2 separate regions of the Homo sapiens genome follow, and region 1 is linked to region 2. Evidence: chromatin contacts called from ENCODE Hi-C or POLR2A ChIA-PET data. All regions are on one chromosome and are shown on one strand. The core of a region is the stretch at or near the end of the contact, and the rest is flanking DNA. Distances in the headings are between cores, read along the strand shown.

Region 1 (5,224 bases), core at 2,713-5,212, 48 kb after region 2:
TTTTCACTGTTGTAGAGTCTTCCTTTAAATGGATGTGCCAAAAATTATTCATCCATTCTCATAATTATTTTCTGATTTTTATTACAGTTGGTACAGTGCCCACATACCTTCACATACCTAAGTGTAAAAATATTTCTGAGTTTTATATACTCATATTTATGTCTAGAATTGTTGGGTCATGTGATGTGTACTTCTCTGCTTTTTAAATATTGCTATGTTCTTCTCCAAATGAGTTTCAACAATGGAATCTCCCATTATAAGTGCTTGGGCTCCCATTACTGCACATCACAGCCAGTGTTTAGAATTTTCAGATAAAAAAAAATCCAGTCTTATCAATAACAAATTGTGCTCCATTATAATTTTAGTTTACATCTACCTGATTACTAACGATCAGTTTTTGCAAGTTTATGACCTGTTTGAATTTTCACATCTGTAACTTGCCTGCTTATATATTTTGTCCCTTTTGCTGTTGGGTTTTTACTTACTGATTGTCACAACTTTTCTGTTCAATATTCTGGGTAAAAATCCTTTCTTGGTAATATGAATCAAAGTATCCCCTTCTAGTCTGTGACTTTTTTATTTTAAGACTTTTCTATTTTTGCTTATCTGAAGTTTTGAATTTTACTGTAACTAAATTCATCAATATTTTTCTTCAGGTTTTGTTGTTTTTGTGAAGATTTTAATGAGTGTTTCTCTGCCTTGAAATAATAAAGATATCCTCCTTTTATAACTTTTTTCTAAAATTTTCAAAATTTTGCTTTTCACATTTATTATTTTTAAAGCATTTGATTATTACTTATGATAAGAGCTGGGGATCCATTTTCCCAACATAAATAGGCAATTATGCTAGCTCAGTTTAATGACAGGATCTTACTAAATAGTTTAATGAGTGATTTGTAGGCCTGTTGGCTAAAGCCTGTGAGTGCTGAGTCACAATGAGCATTTGCAAAAATGAAGTTGAATAGGAAATATAAAAGTGAATCACATGGAATTTTAAAATGTAACTATGTATTTTTCAATAACTACCATGGGCAATTATGAAGAATAGCATGAGACAGACAGACATCACATACGAAAAACACATGCCACTCCAGAAAAAATTATTCATTCCATCTTTTGCTCTCTGGAATTTCATCTGATTTTCTGGTTTTTAGAAGATCAATTTGATCATCGCCTCAGTGGAATGGTTAACCTTATATATTTAACTTTATATTTACCTAATCCAAATTAAATTTAAAGCAAAATGTAGGAGATATTAGTCCACAGCAAAATTAATGAGAGTTTTTGCTAAATTTTAATGATCGAAAATCAATATCAAGGATACCATTTTTAAAATCTTTAACAATTGCACCACTTCAATAAAAGCAGTATAAAGTGACCTTTAAATGGGATTTTTTTTTTTTTGGTAATTGGTAGAAAAAGGAATGAAATGGAAATACACAACGCTGTACTCAAGTCTGACTACTGGATCTAGAAATGCAAATAGTGACAGTACGGAGAAGAATATTGAGTCTTGTCAGAAAACTACCATTTTATTGAACCATATCTAAAAATGATGTGCAAGATTTTTGATAAAATTTATTTAAAGTATGGTTTTGCCAAATGTGTAAAATACCCCACTATAGACTCCAACGTGTAAATTGAATGGTAATCGTTTAAATAAAAGATTGAAATATTTAAAAATTTAACATTATTGACCAGGTGTGGGGGCTCACACCTGTAATCCCAGCATTTTGGGAGGCCGAGGCAGGCAGATCACGAGGTCAGGAGATTGAGACCATCCTGGCCAACGTGGTGAAACCCCGTCTCTACTAAAACTGCAAAAATTAGCTGGGTGTGGTGGCACGTGCCTGTAATCACTGCTACTCGAGAGGCTGAGGCAGGAGAATCACTTGAACCCGGGAGACGGAGGTTACAGTGAGCCAAGATTGCACCACTGTACTCCAGCCTAGGTGACTAGAGCGAGGCACCATCTCAAAAAAAAAAAAAAGAAAAAAAAAGATTCTTGTTCATATAGCAAGCTGAAGTTGATGATAATTCCATTTGAATACATTTTTTAAAATGTAATTTTTTTCTACTAATTCTTAACATGTGAATGTTAGTTCTAAAACTTTATTGGTATATTGGTATTTTTAATTTACATATCATGTGGTAAAATGGCAAATAGCTCAGGGAGATGATAATTTTTTTATTCCAGTTTACATAGATCCACTTAATTTGTTGATTATAAGTCAGCTGGCAAATGAAAAGCTATGTGGGTTAGTCAGCACTGCCACATCTCAGAATTCTTCAGCATACTATTCACAGTGGAAGCCTCCTGTACGTAAATGTTCCTTCCAAGAGCTCACACAAAGACCTATATGTGAACGTTTATAACAGCTTTATTCATGATCTCCAAAACCCAGAAACAACCAAGATGCCCTTCAGCAGGTAAATAGATAAAGATACTAGAGTATGCCCATACAATGGAATACTACTCAGCAATGAAAAAGAACAAACACAACACACAACAATATAAATGAATCTGAAATACATTTTGAAAGCAGCCAGACCCAAAAATTTATTATATGATTCCATTTATTTGACATTCTGGAGAAAGCAAACTACATCCTTAAATAGTCTCTGTTTAAAATCACAAACCTTTAAAGGACAATTCCTATGAGATATCTGTGAAGGCTTTTGTCTTAATTAGAGAAATACTGTAATAATTTGATGTTTATTAACTTAATATAAATAACCCAGTTGCCTCTCTTCTCTTTTTTGAAGTGTGAGTTCAAGTTCTAGAAGTAAATATATTCCTCTCTATACGTAAGTAATGTTTCTCAGTCTTGTAAAAAAATTTTAGATTTATATTTTGGTTGTAGTTGCTTTCAGCTCACGCATGTTGTATTCACTTTTTAAGACAACTTATATATTGTAACACATTTCTAATGTTTGTGTGGCACACAGTGCCTGTTTAATGTCAGAAGTCCCATCTAAGGTTTGATTTTGATGAAAGAAAGAAAGAAAAGAAAGAAACAAAGAAGGAAGGAAGGAAAGAAAGAGAGAAAGAGTGGTATTTTTCTGTTTTTCCAAATACATTACCTTTTGAAATAAAATACCTTGGATGCTACCACTATTGAGTGTTATGAATCACAAAAACTGTTATAATTGCAGAAGGGATGAGATGCTCATTAACAGCATGGAAATATCACCTCTTAATTTCTACATTTAATGCCGGCTTTCCATGGATGGCAAAAAAAAGTACATTATCTGCCAGTTGGGGTCTTCTCCTGGTTTTTAGATGGAAGAAGAACCTTGAAACAAAACAAAGTAGATCCAAGAATATGGAGGAGGGATCTGGACCTTTAGTCCTGGCCCACCCCTCTCATTACTCGGCCTCTTCAGTTCTGCAGTTGACTAGTGTTTCTACCAGTGGCCCCAGAAGTCCTTGAAACTCTCTGATTGGCATTAACTCAGCCTCTCAACTTTCTCTCAGGCCCAGGGGCACGTGGCTTGTTGCCCAAGCTCCTCTGCACCTGTGAGGGTTTCCATTCACCAGGAGCCTTATAATCTCTGGCACACACCAGCCTCTTCCTTGCCCAGCCTCCAGCCGGTCTCCAAAGGAGTTGTGCTGGGGCTGCAGGAACAGCCCGCTTCTTTGTTCAGAAACACAAAACAGCCCTTACTGTCACTCTGGCTCAAACTTAAGATCAAGGAGCATGCCACCGCTCATTCTGAAGAAGAGAAAATTATCTTTATATTTTTTAAGGAAAATTGTTCTATCATTATGCTTTACATTTTGCATTTTGAGCCTTTGATCTACTTTGGCAAATAAATTTCCTTTGGAAGTTAGAATACTGTTCAATGGTTTCTTCTATGTTTCTTATACAGAAATATATGCCTTCTTTCCTTTCCATTCTAACAGTGGTCATGTGCAGTCTACAAATGCTGATGATGTTGACAACCCCTTGGGAGACATCGCATCGCTAGCCAAGCAGCGGTACTCTAAGCCTCTTTATACAAACACAAGTCGGTGAGTTCCATTCATGATTATTTCACTTGTTTTATTACTAAGGATGAAACATGATGATGGACTTTACCATAAATGAAGGAATTTAAACGTGGCTTTTATTGAACATTGCTGAAGAAGAAAGATACCTGCTTCCTAAAAGAAATGTGGTTTGTCACAAAGGAGATTTTGGGGATTGACTCACTTGGGGCCCTTGAGCAAGTCACTTTATCTCTGTGACTTCAGTTTCTTCATCTGAAACTTGTGAGAAAAAAAATGCCACCAAGCAAGGTGATCGTGGGGGGATCAATAATGTTTGTAAAGTATCTGAGACGCGGCAGATCACTAACAGAGAGGAATCACTTTTTTTTTTTTTTTTTTTTGAGACGGAGTCTCGCTCAGTCGCCCAGGCTGGAGTGCGGTGGTGCAATCTCGGCTCACTGCAGACACCGCCTCCTGGATTCACGCCATTCTCCTGCCTCATCCTCCCAGTAGCTGGGACTACAGGCGCCTGCCATCACGCCCTGCTAATTTTTTCTATTTTTAGTAGAGAGGGGGTTTCACTGTGTTAGCCAGGATGGTCTCGATCTCCTGACCCTGTGATCCGCCCGCCTCGGCTTCCCAAAGTGCTGGGATTACAGGAGTGAACCACCGCGCCCAGCCGAGAGGAATCACTTTTACACATAGGAACTTGAAGGCTGTCGTGCTGTGCTTCGTCCTGAGGAAGGAGTCAGTGGGCTGGATTCTTCCATACATTCTGCAAGGAAATCATTGCTACTACACATAATAATTCTAAAAATCTAAAGGAAGGATATAGGAAGAAAGCTAATTTAAAATATTCAGGCACAACAATTTAGGATTGTTTCTTCTTTGATACGTATATCTAAATTTTGAAATGTTGTATGAAATATTCTTTCTAAAGAATCAAAACATATTATTTGGGGTCATTTCTTCAAAGAGAGTGAAGAGCAGTATGGCAACATTTTAAAGATTTGGTGTAAAAATGAACCACTTAACTTCAATAAATTTGGGCATATAGCATTCCTGCCTCATCTTGCTGTTAATTTCTGTTTTTAAGCAAATGATATTTTGAGCGAATCATATAAAAGAATTGAAGATATTAACTGTACTTACCTGATTTGGGCACTAGAGGGCCTCCAAGGTTGCAAAGTTTCTTCTTTTGATTCGCTTTCAATTTTTAACGGAATCTTAACCTGTTAACACAAAGAAATG
Region 2 (4,846 bases), core at 537-3,036:
CATCTCTCACCTTACATAAAAATCAACTCAAGATGAATTAAGGACTTAAATCTAGGACCTGAAACTATAAAAATTCTAGAAGATAATATCAGAAAAACCCTTGTAGACATCGGCTTATACTATAGTTCTTGATACACACATACCATTTTCCTTATTAGATTATAAGCTCCATTGATAGTGGGATCAATGTTTATGTTAACTTATCAAGAATCAGTATCAAACACTATACCTTGCACATTGTAAATATTAAATAATAATTGTGAAACATATTCTGATAGTCTTCATTGTTAAATGAGCAAATGTGATGGGCATAATAGTGTGAGGGGCAGTATAAAAATGCAATAAAGCATTATACCCAAATAGCCTTTAGCAGACAGGAATAGCAAAGTGCAAAGAAAAGGATGTGGTATCAAAGCCAGAGGACTTGAGTTTAAATCCTAATTCTGCCACTTACTGGTTTTAGGAAAATCACTTTAAACTCTAGGAGCTTCAGTTTTCTTATATGTAAAATGGGACTAATAATAATTCCATCCTTACAGTTACTGTAGAAAATGAGAATACTGTATAAATTGTAAAATGCTATATAAGAGGCCTTCACTATTCATCACTTACAAGATACTAACTGCTTATTCTATTTCTTATATCTCATAGGTCTAATCTTATTATTTCATCAAAAGATCACCAGGTAAAAATTTAAAATAAAAACCCTTTCACACCTAATACACGACCACGACCCATATCCAAGAAGCATCTTTCTCCTACATGGCAATTGATGGCTATCGGCTATTCATATACTTATAGAAGAATAATCTTTGGATTCCTGATGCCTGGACTTTGATTTTTAAATCTCTATTCACTCCATTTGTTTCCTTTCTCCTCCCCTATCCCCTACCTACCTCCACAAACCTTTTACATTTATATTCTTGGAGGACTTCTTTTTTTCATTATTCCTTATTTGAACAACTTTTTTCATTTGAAGCAAATCTCTGTGATTTTATCAATTTTGGGTCTAGAATTTTGAGTCTAGAATGCAGCCAAAACCTTTCTAGTTAAATAACAGTTCAATTAAACTTTCACATCCTTCGTCAGTGTTTGTTCATCAGTATCTTACATGTATTTTTAAAACAGTATAGAAAAGTACTTCAATTCTTTAGAGGTCAAAACTTTAAAATCGCATTATTTCCTGTATTTCACAGCTAAAACCAATAGATGGCGCTCCACCATCACGGATAATTTGAAAGCAGCAGGTTGCCTATTTGAAAGACACTGATCTCATCATTACAGAGTTCACACACTGAAATGCAAACCTGGCAGATGACCCATGGACTGAATTGGGGAGTTTATCAACAAAGCAATTTAATTGTAAAACTTCAACTGTGGGTGACGTAGTGATCCATCTATACCTTAATTTCCTGTCATTCACTCCTCTATGCAAATGCAGAGTGACTTTGTACGACTTCCATAAAAAATAAGCCTTTCTTGTCACGTATTAGTGAGCAAGGTGTCTCTATATAAAACGGATGCACGTGACACAAGAAAAGGCAATTCGAAGAGTGGGGGAAGCTGCGGTTGTCCCTGCGGAGCCGGCAGGGCGGCGCGGACCCTCACCTGATGAGGGCACCCGCACCAGGAAGGCGGAGATAAAGAGGAGGATGGCGGCCCGAGAGAGCAGGGAGCCGGCGGCCCGGGTCCGCCGCCTGCCCCGCCGCGCTGGGCCAAGGGCGAAGGCCTCCATCCACACGCCGCCGTCGCCTGCCCACCGTCCGCGCGGAAGGTCGTTAGGCAACGCGCGCCCACCTGCAGCCGGAAGTTGGCGGGCGGAGGACCGGAACAACGGACCTGATGGACGTGCTCCCACTTCCGCCGGGGTGGTAGACTAGGGGTCAGCCTGTGTCTCCACATAGCTGGTGGGGCCTACACGCGCCAACTGTGCTGTGCAGCCCCCGGGCCTTCAGGACAACACAGCCACGCAGGGCATCCTCAAGAACATCAGTGATTTGTCCAAGATCCTAGAGCTGAGAGAGAATCGTTGGGCCCCAAATCCCGTGCTTTTACCTTTGCATAGCGTTTATGATCGAAAAGCCCTTTTTATGAGCCAGGTGGTAGATGTGGGGCCCAGTTTCGAACAACAGATAGTGAGAATGCATGAGTTAAGACGTGTAAAGCCCTCAGTGGACTGCTTTGATCTAGTAATGTCAGCAGATAGTATTTTATGGATGTGTGGAACTTAATTGGGAGATAAATGCAATACACACTTAGTGGGAATTAAAGGTAAGTAAGGCCTTTAGCCTCAGAAAGAAGCTTGATGGAAGGACAGAGGAAATAACCATAGATGAAATTTACTTTCTAAAATAGACCGGAAGATCATCTTATAGTGTCACCTAAATTCAGCAAAACATACAAAACCATCTATCCTGTGTGGGAGACCAGAATATACCTTCTCAAATATGAAGGATTGCTGCCCTGAAGACAAGAACCAGCAGATGCAGGAGAGCTGTCCACCTGCCCTCTTTTTACCCAGAAGCAAGACATAGATTAGAAAGAGAAAAGGTATCCTGCCCCACTCCTTTACCAGGGAGAACAAAGGTTAACCACTGAAGACAGCGTCAGACCCTCATTAGCCTTGAAATGATATCAGAGGAATTAATATTAGCTTTTTTTAAACCATCTTTTGTCTGCTATTTGTTTGCTTAGCCCAAGTTACTGCCTGTAGAGACTCAGAGTCCTTTTCCTTTGTCACATCTCTAAAAATTTCCTAGTCTTTGTTGAAGATGCTATACAAGCTGGAATTCAAAGACGCTTCTTTGAGAACTACTCATTCTCTGGGTGTTCCTCATATATAAATGAAATATATTAATAAACATCTGTTTTTCTCTTGTTAATCTGTCTCTTGTAAAGGATCCATTCTAAGTACAAAGTTATGGGGGTTATTATTTTCCCATACACAGCCTAAGAGGCCATTTATAGCTAGAACTTGTTTTAGAGAAATTGAAAGAGACTCATGCCTCTACTTTTCTGCTGCTGGAAGGATTTACTTAATGGGAGCAGAGCTGTGATAGAAATAAATCTTAAGCAGTTGGTTTAAATACATTGAAGAATGAAGTTTGAGCAACTAAATGTAGAATGCCTAATTACAAGTGAGTTATCACTTTTGATATGAAGAAATGAGTGATCATGGGTGGACTAAAAACTGTCACTTGATATGCTATGATCTGGATGAAGGATTTAAAACTGACAGCCTAACCACCTAATTTAATCTCACTTGTTTAATAGTATATCTCAAAATTGTAAAGACTTTCAATGGGGCATAGGCATTCTGATTGTACCAAACATATCACCCTTGACAGTTGGCCTGATTAACGATTATGTGCCTGACTCTTCAAAGCTAGAATCTTGCCTGTTTTAACATTTTTGCTGCAGTAAGGATGATGTGAACTTTTACCCCAAATTCTAATATTTGCATTTCCTCTTATAGTAGTTCATGCAAGATGAAATTATCCAGGTGAAAGAGCTTTTAAGTGAACCAATACATTAGTGATTTAAATGATATTTTGTGTGTAGACAGTTAACTGATACCCATTGTGGTTTCCTAAAATGAACTTAAAACTCTTACTGTTCTTACTCTGGACACCATGGCAAATTTAAGGGAAGTAAAGATAATTTAGGGCATGTAAAGATGTACCTGTACTTTCATTATAATTTTCTGTTTTTCTTAAAAATTAGATATACTAGGGCTGGGCACAGTGGCTCACACCTGTAATCCCAGCACTTTGGGAGGCCGAGGCGGGCAGATCACAAGGTCAGGAGATCGAGACCATCCTGGCTAACACAGTGAAACCCCATCTCTACTAAAAATACAAAAAATTAGCCGGGCATGGTGGCGGGCGCCTGCAGTCCCAGCTGCTTGGGAGGCTGAGGCAGGAGAATGGCGTGAACCTGGGAGGCGGAGCTTGCAGTGAGCCAAGATCACACCACTGCACTCCAGCCTAGGCGACAGAGTGAGACTCCACCAAAAAAAAAAAATTAGATGTACCAATTTAACTTTAGTAATGTTTATATTTTGTAGTGCATTTAGATTTACATTTAATTAGATAGCAAGTGTTATATATATAAATACTTAATTGTAGTCACATATATACTTTTGAGAAATGTATTGTCACTGAATTAACTGCTTTATTTACACTCCTTAAATATATTTTATACCCATAAAATACCAACTTATGGAAAAATTTTAAAATAAGTAAATGAACACAGCTTTCCTGAGCACTGGGGAGAAAAGTATCATGGAAATATTAGTACCAAGGCTATTTTTGTTTTTCTTAAGAATTGTGATGTACATAATAAATGGTTCAATGTGTTAAGAATTCTAGCCGTTGCCAGGCAACAAGGGCTCTGCTTTATTCTCCTTATGTCATGTTCCTTCATTGCCCTATTCTTCCTTTGGTGGAGGAAAATATTTGCCTTAAAAAGAAAAACAAAATTATCTGCCAACATTTAGAAAGCTGTGTCAATTTTATACTAGTTTAACACAGATCTTTAGTTATTGGCAATAGAGTTTATATAGTTAAATATAAAGGAATTATCAGAAATACTTTATAGTTATCAAAAATTCTAAAGAAAAAGGCCATGGATGTAGAAATTCAGGACACACCTGGAAAGATAAGTATCTCTAAAAGGTCCATCCTTTCAGGAACTGTTGAGAATATAGATTACCCACACTATTGTGATCTCTTAAGAAAAATGAACATGCCTTTTGTGAAAGGTCTTGAGAACAGACATAACTATGGCAGGTTTGAAAAGAAATGCAACCCTGCTTTTCTTAAATTTCACCCTTATCCCCCTTCAG

The links. A loop is a pair of places that touch in the nucleus more often than their neighbours do. ChIA-PET counts read pairs that join two places held with the same protein, here RNA polymerase II (POLR2A). Pooled maps may share reads with other maps.
Region 1: a loop to region 2 is called in a map of B cell, with 5 times the contacts of the local background. The contact joins the enhancer-like site here to the promoter of ZPBP in region 2. A Hi-C loop is called at or near these places in 8 of 168 maps with a recorded cell type or tissue (B cell, CD4-positive, alpha-beta memory T cell, CD8-positive, alpha-beta T cell and 4 more), 8 of 37 single-sample maps with no recorded cell type and 14 of 50 pooled maps. POLR2A ChIA-PET finds 5 or more read pairs at or near these places in 1 of 52 experiments (activated CD4-positive, alpha-beta T cell).

Annotation. Positions count from the first base shown.
Region 1 is chr7:50,137,374-50,142,597 of GRCh38, forward strand. It overlaps SPMIP7 (sperm microtubule inner protein 7), which reads left to right. Exons shown (of 9, transcript NM_001161834.3): 6 at 2,767-2,808; 7 at 3,908-4,015. Among named protein-coding and RNA genes, the nearest start is that of SPMIP7, 44 kb to the left of the region's middle. Within about 2 kb of position 3,963, at least 2 of the 41 ENCODE cell types and tissues checked have a DNase peak (open chromatin) inside an H3K27ac peak, as active enhancers do; they include B cell, where a contact is called at or near this core.
Region 2 is chr7:50,091,460-50,096,305 of GRCh38, forward strand. It overlaps ZPBP (zona pellucida binding protein), which reads right to left and starts at 1,787. Exons shown (of 8, transcript NM_007009.3): 1 at 1,609-1,787. The coding sequence starts at 1,735. LOC124901630 (a long non-coding RNA gene) reads left to right here and starts at 1,820. Exons shown (of 2, transcript XR_007060321.1): 1 at 1,820-2,271; 2 at 2,356-2,882. It overlaps SPMIP7 (sperm microtubule inner protein 7), which reads left to right and starts at 4,424. Exons shown (of 9, transcript NM_001161834.3): 1 at 4,424-4,846. The coding sequence starts at 4,627. RefSeq lists silencers at 1,591-1,640, 1,721-1,880.